Linked DNA regions of Homo sapiens: region 1 is linked to region 2. A link is a loop called in an ENCODE intact Hi-C map of the cell type or tissue named here. Cell type or tissue: mammary epithelial cell. All regions are shown on one strand. Region 1 overlaps KATNAL1 (katanin catalytic subunit A1 like 1). Region 2 overlaps HMGB1 (high mobility group box 1).

Region 1 (5,000 bases), 210 kb before region 2:
TTAGTAGAGACGGGGTTACACTATGTTGCCCAGGCTGGTCTTGAACTCCTGGGCTAAAGTGATTCACCTGCCTTGGCCTCCCAAAGTGCTGGGATTACAGGCGTGAGCCACTGCCCCTGGCCCCAACACTCATTTTCAAATGAGCTTTTAGCAGAAGTGGGTATCTATTAGTTTCACCTAAGCTGCCTCAAAACCTATCGCAGCCTTCAGTGAGTTTCAGGAACTTCAGTATCCTAATGAATATTTGTGTGGTTACAAAAATTGTAACTGAGTCAAATATACCTTTCAAAGGCTTATGAAGTTTGCATGAGTTTGTTTTGAAAAACTGTAGTCCCCTCTGTTTCCACAGTGACTCAGAACATATCTTTTATCTCCAAACAACTGCGGAGTTCTTTTCTTTTCTTACATAAAAGGGTTACTTTCTAGTGACATTCTGAGTACTTACATGTCAATGAAAGAATAACTAAGATTTAGAAAATCATTTGATAACATTATAAATGAAAGACAATTTATAATTTCCAGGAAAAAAAATGTATTGACCATCCTGGCTAACATGGTGAAACAACGCCTCCACTAAAAATACAAAAAAAATTAGCCGGGCATGGTAGCGGGTGCCTGTAGTCCCAGCTACTTGGGAGGCTGAGGCAGGAGAATGACGTGAACCTGGGAGGTGGAGCCTGCAGTGAGCTGAGGTTGTGCCACTGCACTCCAGCCTGGGCAAGAGCGAGACTCCATCTCAAAAAAAAAAAAAAAAAAAAATGTATTTGACATTCAAAAAATGCTGCTTGATTATTTTGTTCTTTGCTTAAGAGTCACATTTAAAAACCAACATTTAATTGTTCTGGATCTCTTTTGGTAAATCCAATCCAGACTTTTCATCTAGCTTGGTAGGTGGGGAACTACATAACATGAAAAATCTTAAGGTTAAACAGGAAAAAGATGTGTGACTTCACAAATTCCATTCTTCCAGTATCCATGTCTCACTGTGAGACGCTGGCAAGTTTTAGCGCTCTGTACCACAGTTTCTTCATCTGTAAAGTCGGGATAGTAAGACACCTACTTCACGGGATTGCTTCATGAATTACTGTTTAATCACTTTGAACGGTGCCCAGCAAAGCAGCATCCAGTAAACCGTCACCATGGTTTCTCTTATGTAAATTCAAGACTGAAAGTTCCTTACCCTGTTCTAAAGGTTTATCTAAAAGCTACTAGCAAACTGGAGGTTGGATTTCAGCCGGTACTGTATTCTCTATAATGCAAACCAATGTTAGCTGCATAAAAATGAAGAAAAGAAACAAAAATAATATTTAAGATAAAGAGTTTCAAGTATCCATTTATGTGGCTTTTGATAATGGAGGGAACAAATTTTAAAAGTTAATGTATTTATTACTACCCTTCACTAATCCCAAAAAGGATCTGAAATAGAATCACTTGCTGTTTCATGGCATAAAAGCTCCCACAAACTACAAACATTAAAAAAATCTAATTCATTTTCAGTGTCCTATTGAGGCAGGGAGGTAGAATATGTCTTTGAACTATCTCATAAATAGAAATATTCAGAAAACACCAATTTTATTCTATCTTGGTCTATGTATTATGGCTATAAGACCTAGGAAGTTGGTCTGGAGTCCTTACCTACAGATCAAAATTACACGTAATAAAAATATTCAAATACAGTTTTGATGGATAACCACTTGTTATTAGATATATCTTTATTATACATATCATGGCCTGAATGTGATGACAGATCCTGAATCTCTAACTAGTAAAATAAAACTTTTCTGTGGCAATTTGATTACATTATCATTCATTTATGACATCACGGTGGAAACAGGAAATACTATCACTTAAAAATTTTTCTCTTTTTACTAAAATTAAGGCCTAAGAGACACATCAGATCATCCTGGCTACCTCCTTAATCTGTAAGATTATCTTCAACCCACTGTCCTAAGTCCATTTTAAGGGAAGTACAATTTCCACCGAATACTATGTTTATTCACCAATCAATTTCCTAAATAAGTACGTGTGCACAATGAACCCTAAGCAAGGGGAATCTTCTCAAGGAAAAGAAAAAAAATCTTGTTCTACTATAATCTACAGATAAATCAAAGATACTTATTTTTGGCAGTAGTAAATCATATCCCTCATCTTATTCTGTGAACAGATACATCTACCTTCTTGTCTTTCCCCATAACTATTTTCATTTATTGCTCATTTCTATTCAGAATACTTATTAAAATATTTTTCAAAAAAGTTTTAAAGCCGTATTTTTTCTTACAAGGGATCCATTTCACTAAATATTTTTATACATGTATGTGTATATAGATATTTACTACGCCTCTGAGGTGATTTGCATTGCAGCATGGCCTTCAAAATACAAAGACTACTTAGGCTTTGAATGAGACTTTTTTCTAACTCTTCCACGTCAAAACCAGGGTATCTTGAAAAGCCAACAAAAATCATAACATCCACCAAAAGTCCTGGGCTTCAAGTGAGTGAATTACAGAAAGACAGCATCTTGCCTTGTCATCTCTCCCTCTTGCTCTATAGTCCTTGTCCCTACTTGTAGAAGGCTTTTCACTCTTTGATATAGGATGTGCTCGGCCTACAGGTCCCCGGGCTCCTACTCCTGCCATTTCTTTCCTCAGAGGTCTTACTTCTCGATTGGGACGCCTGATCTGAGGTGGAGCTCTGACAAAAAAAAAAAAAAAAAAATTAAAATTAAAATTAAAATTAATCAAAGGCAAAAGTATGTCAATACTATCTTAGTCAATAAAATTGTTAAATCAAAAAGCCCGAAAGCTAATTTTTTCACCTTTGGCCAATTCATGGCCACAACTATTAGGTTAGTTTTCCCAAATTCTTTTTTCTAAAATATACTGGCTGATACAATTATTAAATACACACAAATGACACATAAAGCAGCAATTATTCTGTCAAAAGTTAATTATTAATCACCAATAGAGGGCAACACAGACTATCCCTATCTAATAATCTTAACAACATAATGGAAAGGCAATAATTTTATTCATTACTGTCCTAAACCAAGAATAAGTAACTTTTTTTTAGAAAAAAGCATTAAAAGCTGTAAGGACAGAAGTTCTAAATAAGTCTATTTGTACAGTTTACTAATTTCTGTTTTACAACCAAGATGATTTTCTCTGCTTCTATAATGGAAAATTAAACATTTCATTCATCAAATTACAAATGGCAGAGCTAACAATGAAATCTTCTTTAAGTAATTATGTTTTAAAATATTCATGTTTTGAGAATGTCTAAAAATCACAGAATCATTCAAATTATACAGTCCTCCAAATGTGATTAAAAATTTTGATAAATACATATAAGTATGCATGCAAAATAACATATTTTGTTTCATCTACTGTGGAACTTGTCTCCTGCAAACATTAAAGTTTTGAGGCTTCTCAGCACAGTTTTTGTCTCTTTTTGATTCTTGGGAAAGGGACTCTATCACTTCGTGTCTAATCTTAGTTCTCTCTTGAAATGTCTCTACCTCTGTTTTCCTACCTTTTCTCTTTCTATAGCTATGTATGTATCTGTAGCCCTCTAGATCCCATATGTGTATTCCATTTTTAACCACATGCCATATCTATTATTATCCCCTTTCCAGCCTCACACTTATAATTCACCTAACTCATCATGGAGTTCCGTTCCTCATATCAGAAAAGGTGACACATATGCATAATTCAAAGATAGGAAAATGGATAAAAAGCCATGAAGGTTGCAAACTAAGGGCCAAAACAGTAAGAAAAAGAAAAAAAAAGAAAAAAAAATGTGTTAACATGTTGTGAGTCTGATACAGCATATTTAGATGTTGGAATTAGACTACATCGTGAAATTTCTAGAAGGCCGGCAAAAACCGTATGTCTATCTATGAGGTAAACATACACTGACATCTTAATCCTTGGAGTTCAGTCCAGTTAAACAAGTATTTACTGAGGCACCCATTAGGTGGTATATGGCCTCTACCACACTGACCCTAGGAGGAGACAAAGACAAGCAATCTTGTGAAAGAAATCCTCAGGAAAGCAACTACAAAATAGTGCATAGTAATGGCTATGAGGCATTTTAAAATTTAAAGTATTATTACATTATCATCTTTAGGACATTAGTAGTCTTTTAAGCATTCTACCTATAAAATAAAAATGTGACGAGTCTGGTAAAGAATAAAAAATTGTAATTGTTAAATTGCTCTATTTCTAGTATTTCAATGTGACCACTGTTTTTTGACCTAATTTTTTTTTTTTGGATGAAGGGGTGGAAAGTAATAGAGTAAAACTTTACTTTTATTTGTATACACTTGTGTACATATAAATGTCTTTCCTGAGTCAGATTTATGGGTATGGCCAAAGACAATAAAATGAGACCAACAATCTTTTCCACACAGAATTTGCATCAAGTTTGCTCTTTTGTAAGCGGCTTCACCTGCTATTTAAATAGTCTGTTTTCTTTGTGGTCCTGCTTTTTAGACTCAAGAGCTAGCCAGAGCCTCTGCTCACCAACAGCAATCCCATCCCTCCCAGCTGGATGCCAGGCTGCTTGCCCATGGCTGGGCTTGCTGTGACCTCACTGCTCAGGGTGCACTGCAGCAGGTCTCAGACAACATTCCTTCTGCCTCCTCAGCTTGCGCTTTCCCCACCTCAGCTTGCGATTCAATGGCCGCCTAGGAGTCCTGCTGTAGTCCATTCTCCACACAAATCCCGCTCAGTAAAGCTGTATTGTGGAAGAATTGGTTCAAAGCTCTTACACAGGCTGCATTCTGAGTGTTTGCCATTACTGACCTTGTTCTGCCACTGAATATTCTGATGGGCTCCTAAATAGTCTGAGTGAAACTGCTCAAGAAGCCAGACGTGTCGTTTGTGGCAAGGCCCCTGTCTCATAGGAAGTGTGCCTCTGCTTTGTAAGTCTTCAGTTCCATCTCACTGCAATTGGATATTACATTTGTAACAGACTCTGTGGACTTCCCAAAGGACATCCTT
Region 2 (5,000 bases):
TAAGATCTGTGGTCAAGAATAAACCCTAAAAAAACTGTTCCCATTCTCAACATCTTAAAAAAATGGTAGTTGTCATGACGTACCTACTAAAGTTACAAATTCTCCTTGAGCCAGAATTCATTTTAAATGGATCAGAATTATTAATGTTGGTGATTAATGGTGATTTCTATACAGTAGAAACTTCCATCTAAATCAGATTGAGTCATTTGCTCCTCTTAACAAAAAATCTGATGTTCGACACAATTGCAGCCTATCACTAACCCTGCTGTTCGCTTGCATGTATCTTGTTTTTAAAAATCTTGTTTAAATCATTCTGAAAGTAAAACTAGTTTTTCCTCCTTTATATATAGCACCGAATACTTGCAATGTTTGACAAAACCTTTTATCAGCCCATTAACCTATTTATAAGCATAAAGTGAGTATTTTTAAAGGGAAAAACTTTGCCATCCCTTATACTTATTTAAAAGGTACTGCTAAGAGGTATTATTAGAAACAAGATTTAAAAATATGTAACAAAATCTTAAGTTCTTAAGTGAAAGCCATTTAACTAGTATTTAAAACCTCTGCAATTATTAGTTTATTAGTATCATCCAGGACTCAGATGTTCAGTATTCCTCCTGAAATTACATAAACAAATGCAAATGGAAAGAATCCAAGTCTAAATTATATAACAAAACAGCACTCCATCACAAAAGCGTGTAAAATTACAAGAACGCTATTTTAAAATACTGGCACTTTAAGAAAACGATAATCTCGAAAACCACAAAATTGCCAAATTGTTCCCTAAACTCCTAAGCAGATAAACATGACTAATGAATGAGTTTGTTTTGTAAAGAAAAATCATTCAAATAAATTGAATAATTCATACTGAGATGCAAAGTTTGTCTTCTTTCTTCCTATCTACTTGGATTTATAAAGGGGCAAACCGTAATATAGGAAAATATACCCTATTTTGAATGTGGCATCTTTGTTTGAAAAGCTGGCCCAATTAATTAAAAATACTTGTAATGGAAAGTCTCGTTTCCTGAGCAGTCCATATTTAGATAAATGGGAAAAGACATCTATAGCCAGCATTTTCATAGTCTTCACTGAGACTAATGTCAACAAAAAATTTAATATGGCAGTCTTGTATTTTAAGCTCACGCTTTTGGGGATACATTCTCAGGTCTTCTTTAATGTGGGAACTGCAAAATATAACTGCCATTACATGGTAATGGGAGTTAAAGAATAGAGTCCTCATGTAAAGGTTAGAACATACTTTTCTATTAGTCCTTCAAGGACAGACTTTCAAAATGTTTGATTCTAATAATCCCATGCTTTGAGTAGATTGATTACTCTTCAGTTTGTAAATGTAAGTGGGCTATGTGAAATTTCTTAACTGATCAAGATTTTGGATGTTCAGTTATGGATGAAAACTATCTCAACTTAACTTTACCCCCATTATGATATGCAGGGTGTGTAGACAAAAGCTTTTTATTAGCTAACTATATGAAAGGATAAACACTGTAATAATTCATGTGATTCAAAATGGGCAAAAGCAAAAGACTAGCTTCCCCTCAAGAAGAAAAATTTCAGACCTATGAAAAGGACAACAATACTAATAAAAAAAATTGTATTTACTTAGAAGCATTCAGAATGTCAACAAAACAGCTGCAACTTTTTTTTTTTTTTTGCAATTACAGAGTGGTATTCAGTTAACAGAACAACAATTATTTCGTATAAGCTGCATCAGAGACAACTGAAGATGAAAAAACTACCATCCCCATATATAACTAATTTGTGCTGTGCACCAACAAGAACCTGCTTTAAATTTCCATGCCAATTTACAACCCCCATACTGTACCAGGCAAGGTTAGTGGCTATTGAAAATACCACCAGGACAGGGCTATCTAAAGACACATTCGGTAGTGTGTTAACTATACAAAAAAAGACACTGTACAGTTTAAAAACAAATCTTACACAGCCTTACATTTCAATTTTTTTCTTTAAAAGGAGTGAGTTGTGTACAGGGGGGTTAAATGCTTTATAGACAAGAAAAAAAAAACTGCGCTAGAACCAACTTATTCATCATCATCATCTTCTTCTTCATCTTCATCTTCTTCATCTTCCTCCTCCTCCTCATCCTCTTCATCTTCCTCATCTTCCTCCTCTTCCTTCTTTTTCTTGCTTTTTTCAGCCTTGACAACTCCCTTTTTTGCTGCATCAGGCTTTCCTTTAGCTCGATATGCAGCAATATCCTTCCAAAGCAAAGGGAGGATAAAACAGTAGGGAAGAAAAAAACATTAAGGAAAGAAATAGAACATGGCAGAACTTTATGAAAGAAATCAAGATTCTAGTTATACCAAAATATCACGTATCTGTAGATCCACAGCAACTCCAGAAATAACTAGAACTTCAATAAATGAACATAAAAATACAAGATCATTATAACAATCTATAACTCATGAAATGGCATAGTCTAATATTTGCAAAGTTATGCCTCATTGAGGTGCAATTATGTACCACATCCTAACTCTATTAAAACCAGAATGTAGAGACTTTGATTAAAGGGTAGACACTGCCACCTTCTGAATGCAAAAAAGCACTCTACAGGTTTACACTGTCAGACCTTAATCCTTAGTAGGAAATGTGGTCTTAAAAAAAAAAGGTAATTTGTCAATAAACATGCAATTAGGTTAAGAAACATCTAGAAATAAACACTTTTCAGAATGACTAAAGCTGAAAATTAAGTATTTAATATTTCAATTTACTGAACTATAAGAGTTATAGATTTCCTTAATCTTATTAATTTACTGGACAGAGCAGCAGACTTGTAATTTAACTTAGTGATGCTGTGGTTTTTTGAGTATCTAAAGGAAAAGAACATAAATGTTTCAGGATATGACTAAGAAAAATATAGCCTATATTACTTTGTCTAGCCTGTTTTTGTACTGTATGCCAAGCCATTTGAAAATGCTCATTTTTGACTTGAAGTGACTACCAACATTTTCATGAACTTCAAGATACTGGGGAATAACAAAACCAACATAAATGTACACAGCCTTTGTCTGAGTCTGATTACATTTTAGTCAAAAAAACCCTAATTTATTTGGTCCTCTGCATTCTTTGAAGGATGAGGACTTATATCAACACCATACTTAATGTAGCTGTTACCCTAAAAACTTATTACACCTCAAACTAAGTACAATCATACATCTGGCGTACTTGTCATCATTTTACCAAGCAAACCCACACTTCTTACCTTTTCATATTTTTCCTTCAGCTTCGCAGCCTTCTTTTCATAAGGCTGCTTGTCATCTGCAGCAGTGTTATTCCACATCTCTCCCAGTTTCTTCGCAACATCACCAATGGACAGGCCAGGATGTTCTCCTTTGATTTTTGGGCGATACTCAGAGCAGAAGAGGAAGAAGGCCGAACTAAAAAAAAAATTAATTTTAGGATTTTAAGTTAACAGATCACAAAAACAAATACTATCAAGTGTACACTGCATTGCTATTTAAAGCTGCCTGTGAATTTCTGTGATGCATTGGACAGGGTGCAAATACTATAATATACTAAATATCCTTCACAACCAAAGCTTAATTTACAACTATTTAATTTATACTAGCTAGAACCCTAGATGAACATTCTACAATTACACTATTTCAAAGGGATAGTATTTTTCAAGAAATAAAAAGATCAAAAGGAGATACACTGGGCAAAGGAGACCAAATGTCTAATTCAAATGCTCTGGGAACACTCCCACCCAACAGGAATTTTATACTATTTAAATATAACCAATATGAACAAGTATTAGCTAAGAAACTTTGATTGTACATTTACACTCTAAACTGACAAAGTAGCTTGCTAAATTTCTCTCAGATTCTACTGTAAAACGTGTCTGGGAAGTAAAAACAGGCAAGATACTCACGGAGGCCTCTTGGGTGCATTGGGATCCTTGAACTTCTTTTTTGTCTCCCCTTTGGGAGGGATATAGGTTTTCATTTCTCTTTCATAACGGGCCTTGTCCGCTTTTGCCATATCTTCAAATTTTCCTTTCTCTTTAGCAGACATGGTCTACAAAATAATTATTTGTAAGTTTAAGTTGTAACATTTAAGTAAATTATCCTCAAAACCAATGTCTTTTGCTATGTAATAGCGTCCCACTACGAGAATGCCAACTAGGCTTTTTTTTGCATCCTCAATTGGAAACTGTCTTTTAATTACCTTGTTAGCATGTTTTAAGCCCTCTTACCTTCCACCTCTCTGAGCACTTCTTAGAAAACTCTGAGAAGTTGACTGAAGCATCTGGGTGCTTCTTCTTATGCTCCTCCCGACAAGTTTGCACAAAAAATGCATATGATGACATTTTGCCTCTCGGCTTCTTAGGATCTCCTTTGCCCATGTTTAGTTATTTTTCTAAAAAATAAAATAAATATTTGATGTTAGCAATAAAATTATGACATATAAGACCTTAAAGTACTTAGTAAGGGAATGAAAACCAAAGTACTGGTTATTTAACACAGTAGCGACATCAACCTCCGTAAAATCAGACAAGAATATGGCCGAGAGATTAAATTCCTTGAAGGGGCTATGCCAAGCAAACAAAACAAAACAAAAACAGTCCTTCAGGGCGATCTCAAAAAGTCTAGACACAAAGATATACCCATACAGTATTCCCTATCTATCCGCCCGAGTCTGCTCTGAATGAGTATCTAACTGGTCACTTAAACGATTTTAAAATCTAGAACACCATTTTAAACCAACCAAACCAAAGGTCAGAAAACATGCTGCCAATTCGTGGCTTTGCACTAGATAGGGAATAAACAAGGGCCTAAGCGAGTCGACTCTTCCTAATTATGGGACCTTAAAAAAAAAAAATCACCGTGCACCGAAAGTTTCAAAAAACACCCTCTTTGCATAAAACTTTGCTCCAAAGAGGGAGCAGCAGCCAGCTCCGGTGCTCGGAACCCGGTTGGGGGGTGGCGGTGCCACCGCGAGGCAGCCTCGTTTCCTATCGG

The links. Hi-C counts contacts between places; a loop is a spot of excess contacts. Peaks named below come from ENCODE experiments on the same cell type or tissue, not always from the same donor. Only the 100,000 strongest peaks of a DNase experiment are listed, where the experiment ranks them.
Region 1: it touches region 2 in a loop (29-fold over the local background); 25 of 110 quality-filtered maps call a loop at or near these places.

The regions. Positions count from the first base shown.
Region 1 is chr13:30,252,925-30,257,924 of GRCh38, forward strand. KATNAL1 (katanin catalytic subunit A1 like 1) reads right to left here. Exons shown (of 11, transcript NM_032116.5): 4 at 2,523-2,691. Among named protein-coding and RNA genes, the nearest start is that of KATNAL1, 52 kb to the right of the region's middle. RefSeq lists an enhancer at 4,600-5,000. In mammary epithelial cell, a CTCF peak has its summit at 2,980 (motif pointing right); no DNase peak of the experiment used is centred here.
Region 2 is chr13:30,459,297-30,464,296 of GRCh38, forward strand. It overlaps HMGB1 (high mobility group box 1), which reads right to left. Exons shown (of 5, transcript NM_002128.7): 2 at 4,235-4,398; 3 at 3,911-4,056; 4 at 3,242-3,416; 5 at 1-2,237. The coding sequence starts at 4,384. The coding sequence ends at 2,061. Among named protein-coding and RNA genes, the nearest start is that of HMGB1, 4.1 kb to the right of the region's middle. In mammary epithelial cell, a CTCF peak has its summit at 2,572 (motif pointing left); no DNase peak of the experiment used is centred here; H3K4me3 peaks cover 1,323 bases; H3K27ac peaks cover 1,017 bases.